Regions from separate parts of the Mus musculus genome. Here regions 2 and 3 are each linked to region 1. The links are chromatin loops, found by intact Hi-C in ENCODE. Cell type or tissue: gastrocnemius. All regions are shown on one strand. Links, peaks and the distances in the headings refer to the core of each region. The heading gives the core; the rest is flanking DNA. Region 1 holds the start of Mok (MOK protein kinase). Region 2 holds the start of Wdr20 (WD repeat domain 20). Region 3 has its middle 12 kb from the start of Wdr20.

What was found. Hi-C counts contacts between places; a loop is a spot of excess contacts. Peaks named below come from ENCODE experiments on the same cell type or tissue, not always from the same donor. Only the 100,000 strongest peaks of a DNase experiment are listed, where the experiment ranks them.
Region 2: a loop joins it to region 1, with 4 times the contacts of the local background. A loop is called at or near these places in 23 of 42 quality-filtered maps.
Region 3: a loop joins it to region 1, with 2.6 times the contacts of the local background. A loop is called at or near these places in 26 of 42 quality-filtered maps.

The regions. Positions count from the first base shown.
Region 1 is chr12:110,838,036-110,843,970 of GRCm38, forward strand. Mok (MOK protein kinase) reads right to left here and starts at 2,904. Exons shown (of 12, transcript NM_011973.2): 1 at 2,711-2,904. The coding sequence starts at 2,717. 4921507G05Rik (RIKEN cDNA 4921507G05 gene) reads left to right here and starts at 2,994. Exons shown (of 2, transcript NR_152102.1): 1 at 2,994-3,250; 2 at 4,374-5,769. In gastrocnemius, for the core only: no CTCF peak of the experiment used is centred there; a DNase peak (open chromatin) is centred at 2,949; H3K4me3 peaks cover 1,407 bases; H3K27ac peaks cover 862 bases.
Region 2 is chr12:110,733,871-110,739,805 of GRCm38, forward strand. It overlaps Wdr20 (WD repeat domain 20), which reads left to right and starts at 4,130. Exons shown (of 3, transcript NM_027149.4): 1 at 4,130-4,407. The coding sequence starts at 4,159. In gastrocnemius, for the core only: no CTCF peak of the experiment used is centred there; DNase peaks (open chromatin) are centred at 3,092 and 4,059; H3K4me3 peaks cover 2,460 bases; H3K27ac peaks cover 1,756 bases.
Region 3 is chr12:110,722,742-110,728,676 of GRCm38, forward strand. No RefSeq gene overlaps it. Among named protein-coding and RNA genes, the nearest start is that of Wdr20, 12 kb to the right of the region's middle. In gastrocnemius, for the core only: no CTCF peak of the experiment used is centred there; no DNase peak of the experiment used is centred there.

The DNA.
Region 1 (5,935 bases), core at 335-5,334:
AGCACACTGACTAAACTTGTTCTCTTCTTAAAAAAAAAAAAAAAAAAAACCTTGGGGGCTGGCGAGATGGCTCAGTGGTTAAGAGCGCCAACTGCTATTCCGGAGGTCCCAAGTTCAAATCCCAGCAACCACATGGAAGCTCACAACCTTCCGTAACGAAATCTGATGCCCTCTTCTGGAGTATCTGAAGACAGCTACAGTGTACTTACATATAATAAATAAATAAATATTTAAAAAAAAAAAACCTCTGATAGCATGGCAAAGCATGTATTAGGATGTATAATTTTGCTTTTGTTTTTGTAGGTATGATTAAATAATCCATTAAAACATTTACATAGGGGCTGGAGACATGGCTCAGTGGTTAAGAGCACTGACTGCTCTTCCAGAGGTCCTGAGCTCAAATCCCAGCAACCAGATGGTGGCTCACAACCATCTGTAATGAGATCTGATGCCCTCTTCTGGTGTATGTGAAGACAGCTACAGTGTACTTACATGCATAAAATAAATAAATCTTAAAAAAAAAAAAATCAGACAGGCCAGGCAGTGGTGGCACACACCTTTACTGCCAGCATTTGGGAGCAGAGACAGTCGGATCTCTTGTGAGTTCAAGGCCAGCCTAGTCTACAGAGTGAGTTCCAAGGCAACTGGGGCTACACAGAGAAAGCCTGTCTCAAAGAACCAAAAACCAAACCAAACCAAAAAACAGTCTAGAGAGGAAAAAGTAAGGACTCTAATTAGATCCAGTAAGGACAAATGTCTTCAAGTAAGGATTGGTCAAGCTCATCTTCTCTCTCGAGTCGATGTCTTCCATCCACTGGGCCAGCCAGGCACTCACTCCCAGTCTGCATGCCAGACACAGTGGTGTCTTACACACACACACACACACACACACACACACACACACCGTCTTACCTGACCCCTCAGCATCCTCAGCATCTTCCCTGGAGATTGCTGTCACTACACCTGTTTAAGGATGAGAGCTGAGGGGGCTGAGAGGCGGCAGGGACTCCTGAGGCTGTGGGTCTGCCTAGCTCCGTGCCTGGCTGCAATGTCCTCCACCTCCAGAGCGGATGCTCTTAACTTTACCCTGGGACACCTTGCCACTCACTATGCAAATGACTTACAAGGCAAAGGAGGAGGACAGGAAAACTGGCTAAACCTGGGTGTTACCAAAACTTTGGCCACAATCCACTTTCTGGAGGCCTAGGGTGGTGATGGTGCACGCCTTTAATTCCAGCACTTGAGAGGCAGAAACAGGCTAATCTCTGAATTCTAGGCCAGCCTGGTCCACAGAGCTAGTTCTAGGGTAGCTTTGGCTACAAAGGGAAACCCTGTCTTGAAAAACCAAAATGAGCCGGGCGGTGGTGGCGCATGCATTTAATCCCAGCACTTGGGATGCAGGGGCAGGCAGATTTCTGAGTTTGAGGCTAGCCTTGTCTCTCTCTCTCTCTCTCTCTCTCTCTCTCTCTATATATATATATATATATATATATATATATATATAAAACTTAAATTTTTTTAAATTAATATTTTGCATATATAATTTGCATTTTATGATGTGTCTATTTTTTAACTTTTCTTAAATTTTTTTTTGTTTTTGTTTTTCTCCTCTTTAAGTGTGTCTATAGGATCTGTGGTGAGAGAGAGAATACTAGAGAGAAGGGTGTGGAGGGAGAGAGAAGATACCATAGCTGGGGTGAGAGGAACACCTGTAGTAGTGTCTGTGGTGTTTAGCACTGCATATGCCTGAACTTCGAGCTCTTTGGGAATCTCTTATCTCTGCTCCCATCTCACCATAGGCATGCTGGGATTGCAGGTGCATGCTACTGCATCAGATTTTGTTTTTGTTTTTTTTTGTTTTTTTTTTGAGACAGTTTCTGTCTAGTAGGCTTGGCTATCCTGAAATTTGTTATACTGATCAGGCTGGCCTCAAACTCATGGAAATTCAACTGCCTCTGCCTCTAAGTGAGGGGAATGAATGCGCCCGTCACTCCCCTCAAGACCACATTAATCTTCCTTAAAGGGAGTGACACAGTGACACAAGACTGAAGGGTGAATGAGATGACTTATTTTTTAAATGTTATGTCATTTATGGTACATAGAAATTACTGCACTGCAATTAAAATGTAGTGTCAATTTGATATTGTAACTACAGAGAACACAATCTAATCACGGTAAGAGACTACACTTCTGGCTACACTATCACAGGCAATCATAACCGTATATCTATGAAAATCAAACAGCGGTCCCAACAAAACCGACTTGTCTAGTCGCATTTGGACTCCAGGTTACCCACAAACCCGGCACTAAGTCCAGTTTTCCAGTCCTTCTATTTTCTAGAAAGACTGCCTCATCTCCCAACTTCTAAGCAACCGTTTTACATTCCGCTAAAAGGATGCTTTCAGAACCACAACTGTTTAACTCAGAAAGTAAGATAGGCGGCCCAGCGTCCCTCTCGAACGCGGTTTAAGCCGCCGTCCCGCAGGGGCGGGGAGCCACCGTGTGAGCGCTCAGAGCCGACGGCCAATGTCTTGAGATTTCAGATGCGATCCGACAAACGAACGAACGAACGAACGAACGAATGAGCGAGTGAATGAACGAAATGACACAACTCCTCAAACTCCAGCAGAACCCGCTGCCTAGCCCCGGGTACCTGCGGCGCCGCCCCGCAGGCCCCGGGGACCCTCAGCCCTTCTCCGGCCCCACTCACTCTTCATCCTGAACGCGGATGACGCCGTCAGCCCCTGGACGGCCCCGGACCGAAAAGAAAAGAGGAGACTGTGGTACCGGCCTTCTCCCTTCCAGAGGTGGCTTCCGGCTCGAGGACCTTCGCGGTGGTCCCTGGCTGGGGAGCGTTAGGATCCGGCCGCCATATTGTATTCCTGTCGCCTTAGCAACCGCCAGACCCTTAGGAGGGAGGGGCGTTCCGGAGACATGCGTATACGCATGCGCAAAGGAGAGGGTTTAAAAACCGCTGGCCCGTTCACGCATGCGCGGTGCAGCCTGCCGCCTCGGTTCGGTCGCTACGCAACCTCTCGCCGCTTTAAATTTAAGTATAATTTCTTACCTAGTGAGTAGGCGACCTTGGTGGGACTGACTCTTCCCAGCTCTCCCGAGAATGTAACGATGTTGAACCAGACGAGAACAATTTCCTTGAGCTTTAACTGCCTGTAACACTAGTTGGAGCCTGTTCTTGACAACACCTACAGTTGAGCATCAAAGCAGCCTGATAGCTACTGCTGTGTAATTTGTAAGTTTTACTGCTTAATTCAACAAACATTTACTTTGCTAAAAGTAGTGTTGCACGCATTGGAGATATAATGAAAAGCGACCTAGACGAGATCCCTAAATTCTTGTTACTGTAAAGTGAGGTTGAAAAATTCTCACCCCATGCATTTAAATTCAAAAAGAAAAAAAGGGGAAAAAAAAGTCATGTGGGTTGTCTAAAAATAAACTGCATTTAAATTCAATAAAGAAAGAAAGAAAAAGAAAAATCCTTACCCAAGTGGTCGCAGTGAAGACTAAATGAGATGTCCCTGGTGCCCCACCCAATTCCTAGGGGCTTTTGCCTAAGGCTTGACAGGGTCTGTCACACTGCAAGTGCTTAATAAATGTTTGTCCAAAAGCCAGGGGAATCAGCACCTGTCACCTCTGTATCATTCTTATCTGTCTAGGGGCAAGCCTGATTTTAAGCATTGAGGATTCAGGACAAACTTTACCCTTTGACCCAGTTAAACAGGCAGATGGGAGAAGTGTTTTTGCTGACTTGGGCAATAGAAACCATATATCCTGTTGTTGGAGTCCCAAGATGATAAAGAGCTTTGTCAGGGGCACCTCCTGGTGGATCACTGAACCCAGACACCAGCCCATGGCTTCTGACTCCCTGTGTTTCTGTGCCCAGAAGAAGTTGGGCGCAAAGGGTTTCAACGTGTACATATTTTATGGAGGGTGTGTTTCAAACTGGCCCCTGGAACAACTGATGTGTTTTAGCAAATTAGAAGTAACATCTGGGGCTGGCGAGATGACTCAGTGGTTAAGAGCACCAACTGATCTTCCAAAGGTCCTGAGTTCAAACCCCAGCAACCACATGGTGGCTCACAACCATCCATAACGAAATCTGATGCCCTCTTCTGGAGTATCTGAGGACAGCTACAGTGTACTTACTGTAATATAATAAGTAAATAAATACATAATAAATAAACAAATAAATAAATAGAAAAATAGAAGTAACATCTGAAAAGCCCTTCTGTTTGTCTATTTTTCTTTCTTTTTTTTTTTTTGTCTAACAGTTTTCATATGCACACATTGGGAGTGAAACATTTAAATTATTTTCATTTCCCTATTTGTTTTCTGTTTCTCCATCTCACCCCAAGCCCAGAATTCACAAGCAGGACTTCGGTTTCTCTATGGAAAATGTTCTGCCTTCCTGTGACTGTGTGTTCCAGAGCTCTATGTCAAAATTTAAAAATGTGAAGAGGAAGATAAAAGCTAGAACTCAGTGACTGAGCTCGATCACCAGCCGCTGCAGAGGGGAGAGGAAGGACAAGCTTAGAGTCATGGAGCCTTAGTGAAGAAGGCCAGGAGAATCAACTCAGGCGTCTGGAAAAAGCAAGAGACACAGAGAAAAGGGGGTTGTCACACATTCCTGCTATTAGTCCCAGCACTGTGGCTTGGGGCTATGGGTGGAGGCAGGCCGATCTCTGCGAGTTCAAGGCCAGCCTGGGTTACATAGTTCCAGCTACATAGACTTTGGAAAATGCTTTTATCCTTTGCCACTCCAGCTTTCCTGTCAGGTGACTCTTTCCACCAGATCTTTTGATACAGAAGCAGGGGGACACCACCACTGCCCCTGCTGCAAACTGTCTTTCTTAAATCGTAGGCTATGTGATAACTTTGGGATAGACTCACATTCTGTGAGTCTATCCCAAATGTGATATCTTTGGGATATGTGAGTCTATCCCAATGTGATAACTTTGGGATAGACTCACAGAAGCACAGGGGGCATGACATTGAATATTTCACTGGCCATAAAAGAGGAGTGTGGCCTTCCAATTGCTTCTAATTCTCTTCTAGAATTCCCCAGTTATTGGTGTGGTGGGGGCAGAGGCAAAAATGGGGTCACACACGAAAGGAGATCTCATCACTTCCCAGGAGTCACCATGGATGATGGACGTCCAAAGTGAGGGAGACAAACCCCTGGGGCTGCCGGGAGAGGGATCCAGCACAGGATGGGGAAGGCTGGGAAGATGAGCTGGGCAGCAGGCATAGAGAACAGCCAACCCAGACTGTAGCAAGAAGCCCTTGAAGGCATCTCCGGCTAAGAGCCAACAAACAGACAAAAACAGCACAGCTGCTCTCTGGTCTCGTGCATTTGACCGTCCAAAAAAAGGAACTCAACGAAATCCACTCAGGCCAACGACTCTCATGTAGAAAGCTAAACAACAGAACACAGGGCAACACAAAAAGTTCTACTAGAAGGAAACATACGGCTGGGGGTGCGCTGATTTGGTAGTTTAGCTTGTATGAAGCCCAGGGTTCGATTCCCCAGCACGGCATAAAATTCAGCCTTGCCAGTGAATGCCTATACTCCTAACCTCAGGGAGATGGAAACAAGAGGAGCGGTTCATTGCCATGCTCAGCTATGAGGATAGCCTGGACTAAATGATACTATAGCTCAAAAACGCGAACAAATGAAAAATCAGAAAGTGGGCTATTTAAAATGCTGTGTATAAAGACACATCCACTCCCTTAAGAAAACTTAATTTTCTGTACTCTTAGCCGCCTGGTTTCTGAGTTCCGTGGGTCTCGGGTGCCCCCTAGCGTTCCCTCTTAGTCATTGTGCCTGGCCGCGTCCTGGCGTCGGGTAGCCGGGTGAGCCTGGGCACTAAGCGGGTTCTGACCCATCCCTTGGGAAAGTGGGCTCGAACTCGCAGCG
Region 2 (5,935 bases), core at 690-5,689, 100 kb before region 1:
AGTTCTACTGATCAGGCTGCTCTTGAACTCAGAGATCCATGCACCTCTGCCTCCTGAGTGCTGGGATTAAAGGTGTGTGCCACCATGCCCAGGTGATTTTCATTTTTTATGGGTATTTTGCCAGCATGTGTTTGTGTGTATTTTATGCGTGCAGTGCCTGTGGAGGCCAGAAGAGGACATAACATTCCCTGGAACTAGAGTTAGATAAGGTTGCTGGATGCCATGTGGCCATTTTCCCACTGAGCCATCTTCCCAGCCCTGCTTGTTATTTTATAAGATAGTGTCTTGCTATGTAGCACAGGTTGGCATTGCATTCTTTATTACTTTAAGAGGGTCTAAAGTAGCCCAGTGCCCTTAGTCAGGGTTTCTATTCCTGCACAAAACATCACAACCAAAAAACAAGTTGGAGAGGAAAGGGTTTATTTAGCTTACACTTCTATACTGCTGTTCATCACCAAAGGAAGTCAGGACTGGAACTCAAGCAGGTCAGGAAGCAGGAGCTGATGCAGAGGCCATGGAGGGATGTTTCTTACTGGCTTGCTTCCCCTGGCTTGCTCAGCTTGCTTTCTTTCTTTCTTTTTTTCTTTCTTTCTTTCTTTCTTTCTTTCTTTCTTTTTCTTCTTTCTTTCTTTTCTTCTTTCTTTTCTTCTTTCTTTCTTTCTTTCTTTCTTTTTCTTCTTTCTTTCTTTTCTTCTTTCTTTTCTTCTTTCTTTCTTTCTTCCTTCCTTTCTTTCCTTTCCTTCCTTCCTTTCTTTCCTTTCTTTCCTTCCTTCCTTTCCTTCCTTCCTTCTCTCTCTCTCTCTCTCTCTCTCTCTCTCTCCCTCTCTCTCTCTCTCTCTCTCTTTTTGAGACAGAGTTTCTCTGTGTAGCTCTGGCTGTCCTGGAACTCATTCTGCAGACCAGGCTGGCCTTGCACTCAGAAATTCACCTGCCTCTGCCTCCCAAGTGCTGGGATTAAAGGCTCAGCTTGCTTTCTTATAGAACCCAATACTATCAGCTCAGGGATGGTACCACCTACAAGGGGCCCTCCCCACTTGATCACTAATTGGGAAAATGCCCCACAGCTGGGTCTCATGGATGCATTTCCCCAACTGAAGCTCCTTTCTCTGTGATAACTCCATCCTGTGTCAAGCTGAAACACATAACCAGCCAGTACACCCAGGCTGGCCAGGCTGGTTTCTCAAGTGACTATAGGTCTTAGGGTTTTACTGCTGTGAAGAGACACCATGACCAAGGCAACTCTTATAGGGACAACATTAAATTGGGGCCGGTTTACAGGTTCAGAGGTTCAGTCCATTATCATCAAGGCAGGAGCATGGCAGCATCCAGGCAGGTATGGTGCAGGAGGAGCTGAGAGTTCTACATCTTCATCTGAAGGCTGCTAGCAGAAGACTGGCTTCCAGGCGACTAGGATGAGGGTCTTAAAGCTCACACTCACAGTGACACACCTACTCCAACAGGGCCACCCCGCCTAACAGTGCCACTCCCTGGGCCAAGTATGTGCAACCATCACACATGACTGAGGATGGTTTTGAACTCCTGACTCCATCCTTCGGCTCCCACCTCCCGAGCACTGCTATCACAGGTGTGATGCTTGGCTGGCTTTGGGTCCTCCATCCTCCTTTCTCAGTCTGTAGGAATGACAGCATCCCAGGAGGATGCTACCATGTCTGGCAAAGCAAAATGTTCAGTTTGTACAGGAACAAACAAACTCTAATATAAATATTTTTTAAGAATATTTATGTATGTAGCCGGGCATGGTGGTACACACCTTTAATCCTAGCACTCAGGAGGCAGAAGCAGGCAGATTTCTGAGTTCGAGGCTAACCTGGGCTACACAGAGAAACCCTGTCTTGAAAAACCAACCAACCAAACAAAAGAATATTTATATATGATGTATGTATGTCTGTATGTATATGAGTACACTGTCGCTGTCTTCAGACACACCAGAAGAGGGCATCAGATCCCATTACAGATGGTTGTGAGCCACCATGTGGTTGCTGGGAATTGAATTCAGGACCTCTGGTAGAGCAGCCAGTGCTCTTAACTGCTGAGCCATCTCTCCAGCTCCCAGTGTAAATCTTAAGGCATAGTGGTCTTTTACTTTTTTAAGACAAAGTTTCAGTATGTGGCCCTTTGTGGGCTGTGTAGTACTCAGGACAGCCTTAATGTCTATCTGTCTCGCCCTCCTAAATGCTGAAATTAAAGCATATGTCATCATACTCAGTAGTATATTGGTCTCATGGGAAATTTAATATTATGGTTGAAGGTCAATATACTTTTTTTTCAGTTTTTGCTGGCTGAGGTGTCCCCTCCCAAAGTATATTTTCCCCCATTAACTAGAAATTCAAACTGAATTCTTTTTAGATAATTCAGGCTGTTATTTATCCTTCAAGATGACCATTATAAACATGTTTTTGGTACAAAATAGCATAGCTATGGGAGCTTGGGATTATCCACTGAACACCCCCTAGTATTTTTAAGAGTTGTGATCCATATTTGCATTTTATGGAAAAGACAAATTTGCATTCATAGGAAAAGACAAATAACAACAAAATGAAATTTAAAGTGCATTCTAGGGATGTATTAAGAAGACTTTTAAAGTCAGGTGATGGTGGCACATGCCTTTGATCCAGAACTCAAAAAAACACCAAAAGAAAAAAAAAAAAACCACCAAAAAAAAAAAAAAAAAAGGATTTTAAAGCTGGGTGTGTGGTTCATGCCATTAAGCCCAGCACTTGGTAGTTAAAGACAGATGGATTTCTGAGTTGGAGCCTAATCTCTGGTTGAGTTCCAGGACAGCCAGGGCTATTTAGTGAAATACAGTATCAAAAACAAAAACAACAAAAAAAGGATTTACTGTAGTGCTTTTTTTTTTTTCTTTTGCCAGTTCTACAGGATGTTAGTCAAATGCCTTATTACATCACTGGCACAGTTTCTACTGTGTCTGTACTTGCTTCCCACTACATAAAATGGCTATGATTTATACTTCTTTAGAACACTCCCCCTTGTGTACAATTAATTTTTGTGAGGTTGGAGTCTCGGTCTGTGGGCTCGGGTAGCAGCCTCCCAGCTCCGGGCTCAGGCATTCCTTCTGTCTGGAAGCACAGGTGCCCACAGTGTACTGGGCTCGCTCTACAGACAGGATTTCTCAGGGATAGGTCATTCTTCGTGTAACATTTTCTCCGCTCTAGAATTCTATTTTAACGTTTATCACTTTAGAAGCCTTTGTATTCCAGTGCACACACCCAGAAATCGAAGCATCAAATGGTGACTGTTAGGTCCTACTTTAATGTGTGCGCTTGCCTTCACCTAATACTTTGTACAGGATATTCAGCACAACTCGATGGTTCTCCTGGCAAACAACTTCAGGTTCCGTTTGAGGCTTTAAGAAAATCAATTAGCTTAACCTTTATTAAGAGGCACAGGAGACAGAAGTTCCGACAGAACCTACTTTCTCAAGAACAAGCCAATGCTCACCAGGAAGGTTTCAGGTGAGACTTGAAAACACAAGTCCTGTACATTCATGCGGTTCTTCCCACCCCGCCTACAAAACCCAACCCAACCCAACCAAACCAAACCAAACCAAACCCTGAGCTGTAATAAAGCCCAATCCATCGATATCTTCTGTGAGACGTAGAGGGGCTTGTCACCAGGCATCGGTACCCCGCACCCAAGCGGACCGTCGGAGTCCTCCCTAGCTTCCCAGGGAGGATCGCGGACAGCTGGGACATACACGTCCAAACACCGGACTTCACTGCTCGCCTCAGGCTCTGCCGGGACCACCAGCTGGCCAAGGCCAACGCGGTGGCGTCTCTTAGGGATCGGGTCCCTCAGCGAAGCTGCAGAGCGAGACAGGAGCCCCGCACCAACGCTCAGCGCGCTCGCTTCGACCCGCACCAGGAGGGCGGCACCCAGGGGAGGAGCTTGCGCACGCCCCTCCGGGTGGAGCGCGCCAGGTGAGCGCGCGTGCGCAGTTGGACCATTAAAAACTAGCCCGCCCCCTTCGCTTCGGCCCGCCTTCGTGGGGGCTGGCTCGCCAGTGGGCGGGGCCGCGGAGAAGGGGGTGGGGAGTGGAGAAAGCGAGCGGCCGAGGACGGCGCCTGCGCGGTGGGCGTGATCCGGGCACTTAGGGCAGGATGAACGCTGCTTTCCAAGATGGCGACGGAGGGAGGAGGGAAGGAGATGAACGAGATTAAGACCCAATTCACCACCCGGGAAGGTCTGTACAAGCTGCTGCAGCACTCGGAGTACAGCCGGCCCAACCGGGTGCCCTTCAACTCGCAGGGATCCAACCCTGTCCGCGTCTCCTTCGTAAACCTCAACGACCAGTCTGGCAACGGCGACCGCCTCTGCTTCAATGTGGGCCGGGAGCTCTACTTCTATATCTACAAGGGGGTCCGCAAGGTACCGACCCGGGCGTCACCGGGGGCGCGCCGGCGGCGCGGGCCGAGGCCGGGAGCTGGGCGGTGACAGCGAGGCCGGGGTGACCGGTGGGGGCGGCCGGCACTTGTACTTTTGAGTGGGCCGGTAACTCCGCTGAGGTGCTCCGGAGGAGAGGGGGCTTCGGGAGTGAGGCGCCGGCGGCAGCGCTGCCTCCTAGGGGAGGAGGGGGCTCTGGAGCCGGGTCGCGGAGATGCCCCGGGAGTAGCCGGTCGCCTCCTCCCCCGGCGGGGTCTGTCAGGTTCCGATCCCGCCCGGGAGCGGGCCTGCGAGTCCCCGGAAGAGGTGCGGCGGCCGTTTTAGGTGGCCTCGCTTCCCGGGAGGCTCGAGAGTCCTGCCCTGGGTGAGAGAACCGGGACGCGAGGCGGCTTGGAAAGGTCCGTAAGGCGGAACCGGGACAGGGAGGCGGAGGACTTGGAGACTAGGTCAGAAAGGACCTGCTCGGCACGCAGGGCTACTCCACCTGCTGCCGCACTGACACTTCTCCTGGTGTCAGCACTGTTTCCAAAAACCTTTCCGGGAGGTCGCCTGTCATTGTCTCCGCGGAGGGAACCGTCTCCCGAAAGGTTTTTGAAGAGGGTCATTCTGTCCCTTGCAGTGTAAGAGGGCTGAGTACTCAAGACTAGGGAGGTTGGAATTATGTTTTCAAATAGGCTAAGTTGCTTCAGAGGTGTTGTGTGTGAGCGTGCCTAGATTTATCTTGTCTAACGAGTCAGGCTATGTCCCAAACAGGGAGGGATAGGCCTTAAATGCTACTTTAAAGTAACCAGCCAAGAACTTAACAGTAATTCTGTGACGCATGCAATCGAGTTTTAAAATGTCTCGTTAAAAGCAGCAATTTATTGGCGCTTTTATTTTATTTTATTTTTTTATTTTTTGGTCACTGGCAAGAATTGCTTATTTTAACTTTTGACCATTGAGAGAGTAAGGAAATGTATGCACTCCATAGCACCTCCAACGGAATGTGACAAGGTGATGGAAGATTCACTTATAAATGTTCAGTTAGTGGGAAAGTACGTTGTCCATATTGAAGAGGACGTGTTCCCAGGGATGGCTATATCCAAAGTCAGCTGCTGTTTATGTTGCACTGTACGGTTAGGAGGACAAGGGAAGGAATGATGGTGTGCAAACGTAAGCTTGTTTCTTTGGTCCAAGGTGAATCTTCTGACTTGTCTTTATTCTTGTCAGTGAACTCCCGAAGCGTTTGGAAATAGCTGGTTGACTCTCCTCTCTCGGGGTTGGGAAAGTATCCAGTGGTTTGAAGAGTAGGAACTGAAGTTTTAGTGCAGTTCCCAACCCTGTTACTGACTCACTGCTGGCTGACCTTGGATACCTGGGAAACTTTCCTTTGCACTTCTTTAAAAAGGGAGGCTGCAGTGCACATGTTATAATTCGTAATAGCTGTGATGGCCATTAGAGTCCTGACACACTCAGGAGATGTAAATTAGAGTTAAAGCAAGCATTGAGAGGAACTGCCGTCTCAACATTCCTG
Region 3 (5,935 bases), core at 260-5,259, 120 kb before region 1:
GAGAGCAGATTCTCCTGCCAGCTTGTGGGATTCGGGGCTCAACCTCAAGACATCAGGCCTGCCCCCTGCACCTCTGCCTGCGGCTACTCCTCTCACTAGACCCCTCTTGCAATTTTGAGTCAAGCTCTGCCATTTCCTTAAGATAACTACTCTCCCTTTAGAAGGGAGTTCTTGGCCAGTTTTTGGGTCTTTAGCGCAAACTGAACGTTTAACCATGGGCCATTAAGTTACCATGTGTCCAAAGCTGCCCATCATGAGCTGGCTGTTATCTGACCCACAAAACCATAATATTAGACATGTGCAGCAGCAAGCTATCATCAAAAGGTTTTGTGTGTGTGTGTGTGTGTGTGTGTGTGTGTGTGTGTATGAGTGCGTGCTGGGCCCAAGAAAGGCCTGAGGTCCTTAAAGTGGTTTAAATGCTCACAGTTCTCACTCCTGCATCGATGCCGTAAGGAGTGTGCCCTGGTCAGCTGACAGAGGGAGAAGGCCAGTGCCTCCTCTGTAGTTGTTTTGCATGTTTTGTGGGCACCACTGGCAAGCAAGCATTCCCAGCGTTATAGCCCATCTCTAGAACATCCCTAAAGGACAGTGAGAAAATCCTCATGGCAGGCAGAACTTTGGGCAGGGCATCTGGCTGTACGTCTCACTTAGAAGGAAAAATGGCCAGATGTGTAACTGTAGCCCATGGCTGGGGTGGACGGTCAGGGACTTAGGGGGAGATGGTGACAGAGCACAGGGATCGGCCTCTCCGAGCAGAAAAAGGACATCAAGATACTTGTAACTTTCATTTTTCAAAACCTATTTAATGATGGTTCTTAAATGCTTTAACTTCCTTTTTATCCCACAAACACCAGAGGTAGTGGGAAAGAAAGGATATGGGGGAAGTGGACCTGTTTAGAAAGGTTCTTTGGAGTAACTCCTGTCTGTGTTGTCTGGAATTGACAGTTCAGGTCACAGGTTAGCATCCGCAGCTCAACTCACTCATCAACCCTCCATAGATACACCAGCAGTCAGTTCAGTAGAGTTGGGTAAGCAACAATAGTGGTAAGACCTAGCAGACACAGCCAGACCTCAGCCTCAGCCTCAGCCTCAGCTTCAGTCAGCAGGAGGGACCAGGAGGAAATCCAGGAGAAGTTCTCAGCTGTGCCTCTCTCAGAGAAACGAAGATCAGCGAAGATGCCAGAAGATGCCAAAGACACCAGACCCACAAGTGTAGCTCACTCCAGTCACTGTTTGTCAAGTCCTAATTATCCCTCCAAACATCTTGCCTCAGCATGTGTGTCTGTCTCAGCTGACATCACTCTGCCAATCAGCCCAAGTCTGAGGAAGGGGCAGGAAACTGCAGCACAGCACCAGAAGTTTTTGGTGCATTCTCTCTATGAAGTCCTGACAAATGCAGCTCAACGATGCAACGTAAGGCAGACCAATACATGCATGTTGTTAGCAAAGAATCCTTCATCATGTTTCCTTTCACGTGCTTGCTTTAGCAGAACGTCCTTTCTCCTGTGTCTGCTTCAGCTAAATGTTCCCTCATGAGTCTGCCTTAGCCTTTCACCTGTGTCCACTACAGCTAAACATTTCTTCACCTGTTTTGCCCCAGCAAAACACCATCCAACCAACTTTCCAAAGAACCCTTAAGTTTCCACTTCACATATTCATTTGTGTTCTCATGTAAACTCGCAAAAAAGTGAGCTCACCAGAAACAGCCTTTAATGGAGTACATAAGTTGTCCTGTTCTGTGGAGAGCAGTCAGTTCCTGCTCCCCCACCCCCCAGAAATCTCTGTTTCTGCCTAATGGGCTCATGACCAAAGTGGTCATGGTGGCAGGAATTAAGTTTTTCAAGACTCAGCAATATGCACTTTGTAGTGGTTAGAATGAAAATGGTCTCCATAGGTTAATATTATTGAATACTTGGTTCTCAGTGGGTGGAACTGTGTGGGAAGATAAAGAGGTGCGACCTTGTTGGGAGGGTGGAGCCTGGAGGTTTCAAAAGCCCACATTTTCCAGTTAGCGTCCTCTGCCTCCCTGTTGTGGATAAGAATGTAAGGTCTTCTGCCCCACCTCCATGCCTGCCTGCCTTCTGTCATGTTCTCTGTCAGGATAGTCATGGACTCTAACCTTCTGCAACTCAAAGCCCCAAATTAACAGATTTCCTTTTATAAGTTGCCTTTGTCACTGAATTAGTGCTACCAACAGTAATATTTTGAAAGTGTGGGAGGAGACTCATCCCTGTCTGTAGGATGAATAATCCGATCCGATAACAATCGCTGGTGGAGAGGAGACTGTTCTGTTATGGCACCAATTGACTACTTGCGTTGTCTGTGTTCCTGTAAGTTATCTTTCACTTAAGCTCCTATAATCAGTCTCAGCTAAACTCATGGGCTCACCAGGCTAGACTTGGTGGAATTCTTGTCACCATTCTTTTATCCAGGATTAAAGAAACAGACTCCTCAACACTCCATGCCTGGACATGCCTGGACATGCCGTGACATGCCTGGACATGCCTGGACAGCCGTGACAAAGCCAATGGTGAATCTGGAGGGCCAGCTGCCTTGTCCCTACTGTAAAGGATAACAAGTCAGGAACACTGAGGCTGAGCCGTGTAAGGGTGGGTGTGTGTCGTCATCCCACCAGGGCTCTCCTTCCTTGTGTGCTGTAGGATGCCATGGCTTCTCCCATTGCCCTGCCATGGATGTTCTTATCATCATCATCTGTACTTGGAGATTAAGTACGATGTAAGGAGAAATGCTGGGAGCCACGTTCACAAATGGTGAGCTTGTGATGGTGAAGTTTGATTGTAACTTTGACTGGGTTGAGATGCCTAAGGGATCAGAAAAGTACACTCTGGGTGTGTCTGTGAGGACACGCCCAGAGAGGACTGAAAGGTGGGGCAGTTACTGAGGGGAAAGGCTCACCGGATGTGGGCAGTGCTGTCCCATAGCTTTGACAGCTGCGTGGACTCACATCAGTGGCTCCCAGGGAAAACCCAGGCCGTGAACCTGAGGCTGAGTCACTGTTGTCTCTCATTCTGGGCCTCCCAGCTTCTTGTACTGTGCTGCAGCTACAAGGTGTGCAGATGGCTATGTTTGCATGACCTAGCCTCCAATTGAGTAAGATAACCCAATAAATGCCCTTTTAAATTTTCATCTCTAACTATCTCTGTCATTACATAGACAGTTATAACTGTTTATTGGTTCTAGTCCTCCAAAGGCATTAGAATACAAACACAGCACAGCTACCATGTCTGACTTTGGAGGTTCCTCTTTTGTTTTGTTTTTGAGAGAGTCTCATTATGTAGCCGAGGATGGCCTGGAACTCCCTAGTAAAGCAGGTTGGCCTCTAACTCAATAGAGATTTTCCTGTCTCTGCCTCTCCAGTGCTGGGATTGAAAAGGTAAGCGGCTACCCTGGCTGATGCTTCTCTCTCTCTCTCTCTCTCTCTCTCTCTCTCTCTTTTTGTTTGTTTGTTTGTTTTTCTGAGACAGGGTTTCTCTGTGTAGCCCTGGCTGTCCTGGAACTCACTCTGTAGACCAGGCTGGCCTTGAACTCAGAAATCTGCCTGCCTCTGCCTCCCAAGCACTGGGATTAAAGGCATGTGCCAGCACTGCCTGGCCTGATATTTCTTTTTTAAGACCTAAACTCAATTTTTTATTTACTAGTATCTAACTCTAGGGCCGTAACATGAACAAGACCTATCAGTGTATGAGAGTCTTTTCATTTGTAGGAGGAGGAAATGTTACCTGCCTCACTAAGTCTTTTATGATTAGGAAAGCATAGGGGCCCAGAATATGGCTCAGTGTCTAAGAGCACTGGCTTCTCTTGCAGAGGTTCCCAGCAACCACAGGGCACATGGTAGCTCATAAGTATCTGTAACTCCAGAGGTTCTAACACCCTCTTCTGCCCTCGTTGGGAACTGCAGGTTTGTAGTGCACATTCATACATGCAGGCAAAATGCTTATATACATTTTTTGTTGTTGTTGTTGTTTTTTTTTTTTTTTTTTTGGTTTTTTGAGACAGGGTTTCTCTGTGTAGCCCTGGCTTTCTTGGAACTCACTCTGTAGACCAGGCAGGCCTTGGACTCAGAAATCTGCCTGCCTTTGCTTCCCAAGTGCTGGGAATTAAAGGTGTGCGCCACCACTGCCCGGCAACTCATATACATTTTTCAAAGGGAAATATGTATATGCACTTAGCATAATGCCTGCATCACATATGTGCTAATATTAACTGTGCTGCTTTTGAAAAGGGCCTGGCGGCATACAACACTAATCCCAGTTATTTGGGAGGCTTAAGCAGGATTGGGAAACAGAGACTGTCTCAAAATAAAGGAAGAGGAGGGCTGGAGATACAGCCCAGTGGAGGTGCTTGTCTAGTAAGCACAAGGCCCTGGGTTCAATCCCTGGTACCACAGTAAACTGCAAAAGTGAGGACGGGAAGATGGCTCAGTGGTTAAGGTTCTTGCTGCGCAGGCTTGACAAACTGAGCTCAATTTTTGGGACCCACGTCCAGGTGGAAGGAGAGAGAGCTGATTTCTCAATGCTGTCTTCTGACCTCCCTGTGTGGCCCCATTGTACTCATGCCCCCTCATTATGGACACACACACGTGCACCCTACCCCCACCCCGGAAAAGCACATGCTTCCTCCTGCCGAGTGCTAAGACTACAAGCGAGCATTATTACAACCAAAATAAACATAAAACCTTCTAATAGAAGAAAAAGCTGGGTATGAGCTGGGTAATGGTGGCACACAATTAACCCAGCACTTGGGAGGCAGGGGCAGGTAGATCTCTGAGTTCGATGCCAGTCTGGTTTAGGGAGAGAGTTCCAGGACAGCCAGGGCTATACAGAGAAACCCTCTCTCGAAACCTTCCACCCCTTAAAAAAAAAAGAAAAGCTCAGTATGATGGCTCACACCTGGAATCTTAGCACTCAGGTGTCTGAGACAGGAGGATTGCCATGAGGTTCAGGTTAGCCTAGGCTATGAAGTGAGACTTTGTCTAAAACAAACAAACAAACAAACAAACAAACAAATAACAAATTAGACATTTGCATTTTAATGTATAAGAAAAATATGGGTTGTATGAGTTTAATTTCAGCATTCAAAAAGGAAAAACAAAGGGACCTGTATGTGAGTTGGAGGCTAGCCTGGTCTACACATGCAACAACAGACAAAGCAGATGGAATGTCCTCAGGGATAACGCCTGCTGTTGTTGACCTCTGGTCTTTTCTCCTTTCTCTTCCTCCTCTTTCTCCTCCTCCTCCTCCTCTTCCTCCTCCTCCTCCTCCTTCAAATTATTTATTTATTTTATGTTTTTGAGCATTCTGTAGCTGTCTTCAGACACACCAGAAGAGGGCATCAGATCCCATTACAGATGGTTGTGAGCCACCATGTGGTTGTTGGGAATGGAACTCAGGACCTCTGGAAGAGCACTCAGTGCTCTTATCCACTGAGCTATATCACCAGCCCCCTCCAGTCTTCTTACAGTCAAATATAAGCTCAAGCCTTGCCAGGCGGTGGTGGCTCACACCTTTTGGGAGGCAAGGCAGAGGCAGGTAGATCTCTGTGTGTGTTTGAGGCCTGCTTGGTGTACAGCAAGTTCCAGGACTGCCAGAGGCACACAAAGAAACCCTGTCTCAGAAAACCTAAAGAGAAAAGGAGGAGAGGGAAGGGGAGGGGAGGGGGAGGAGAAGGAGGGGAGGAAGAAGAATAGGAGGAGGGCAGAGGGGAAGGAGGAGGGCAGAAGAGGAGGAGGGGGAGAAGAAGAAGAAGAAGAAGAAGAAGAAGAAGAAGAAGAAGAAGAAGAAGAAGAAGAAGAAGAAGAAGAAGAAGAAGAAGACAGGCACTATAAATTTTGGGTCTCTCCCCCGACTGGCCACAAGAGGTGGCCACCTCAGTTGCCATATCCCCAGCTGGTTAGAGTCTCAGTCAGGGTCACCCC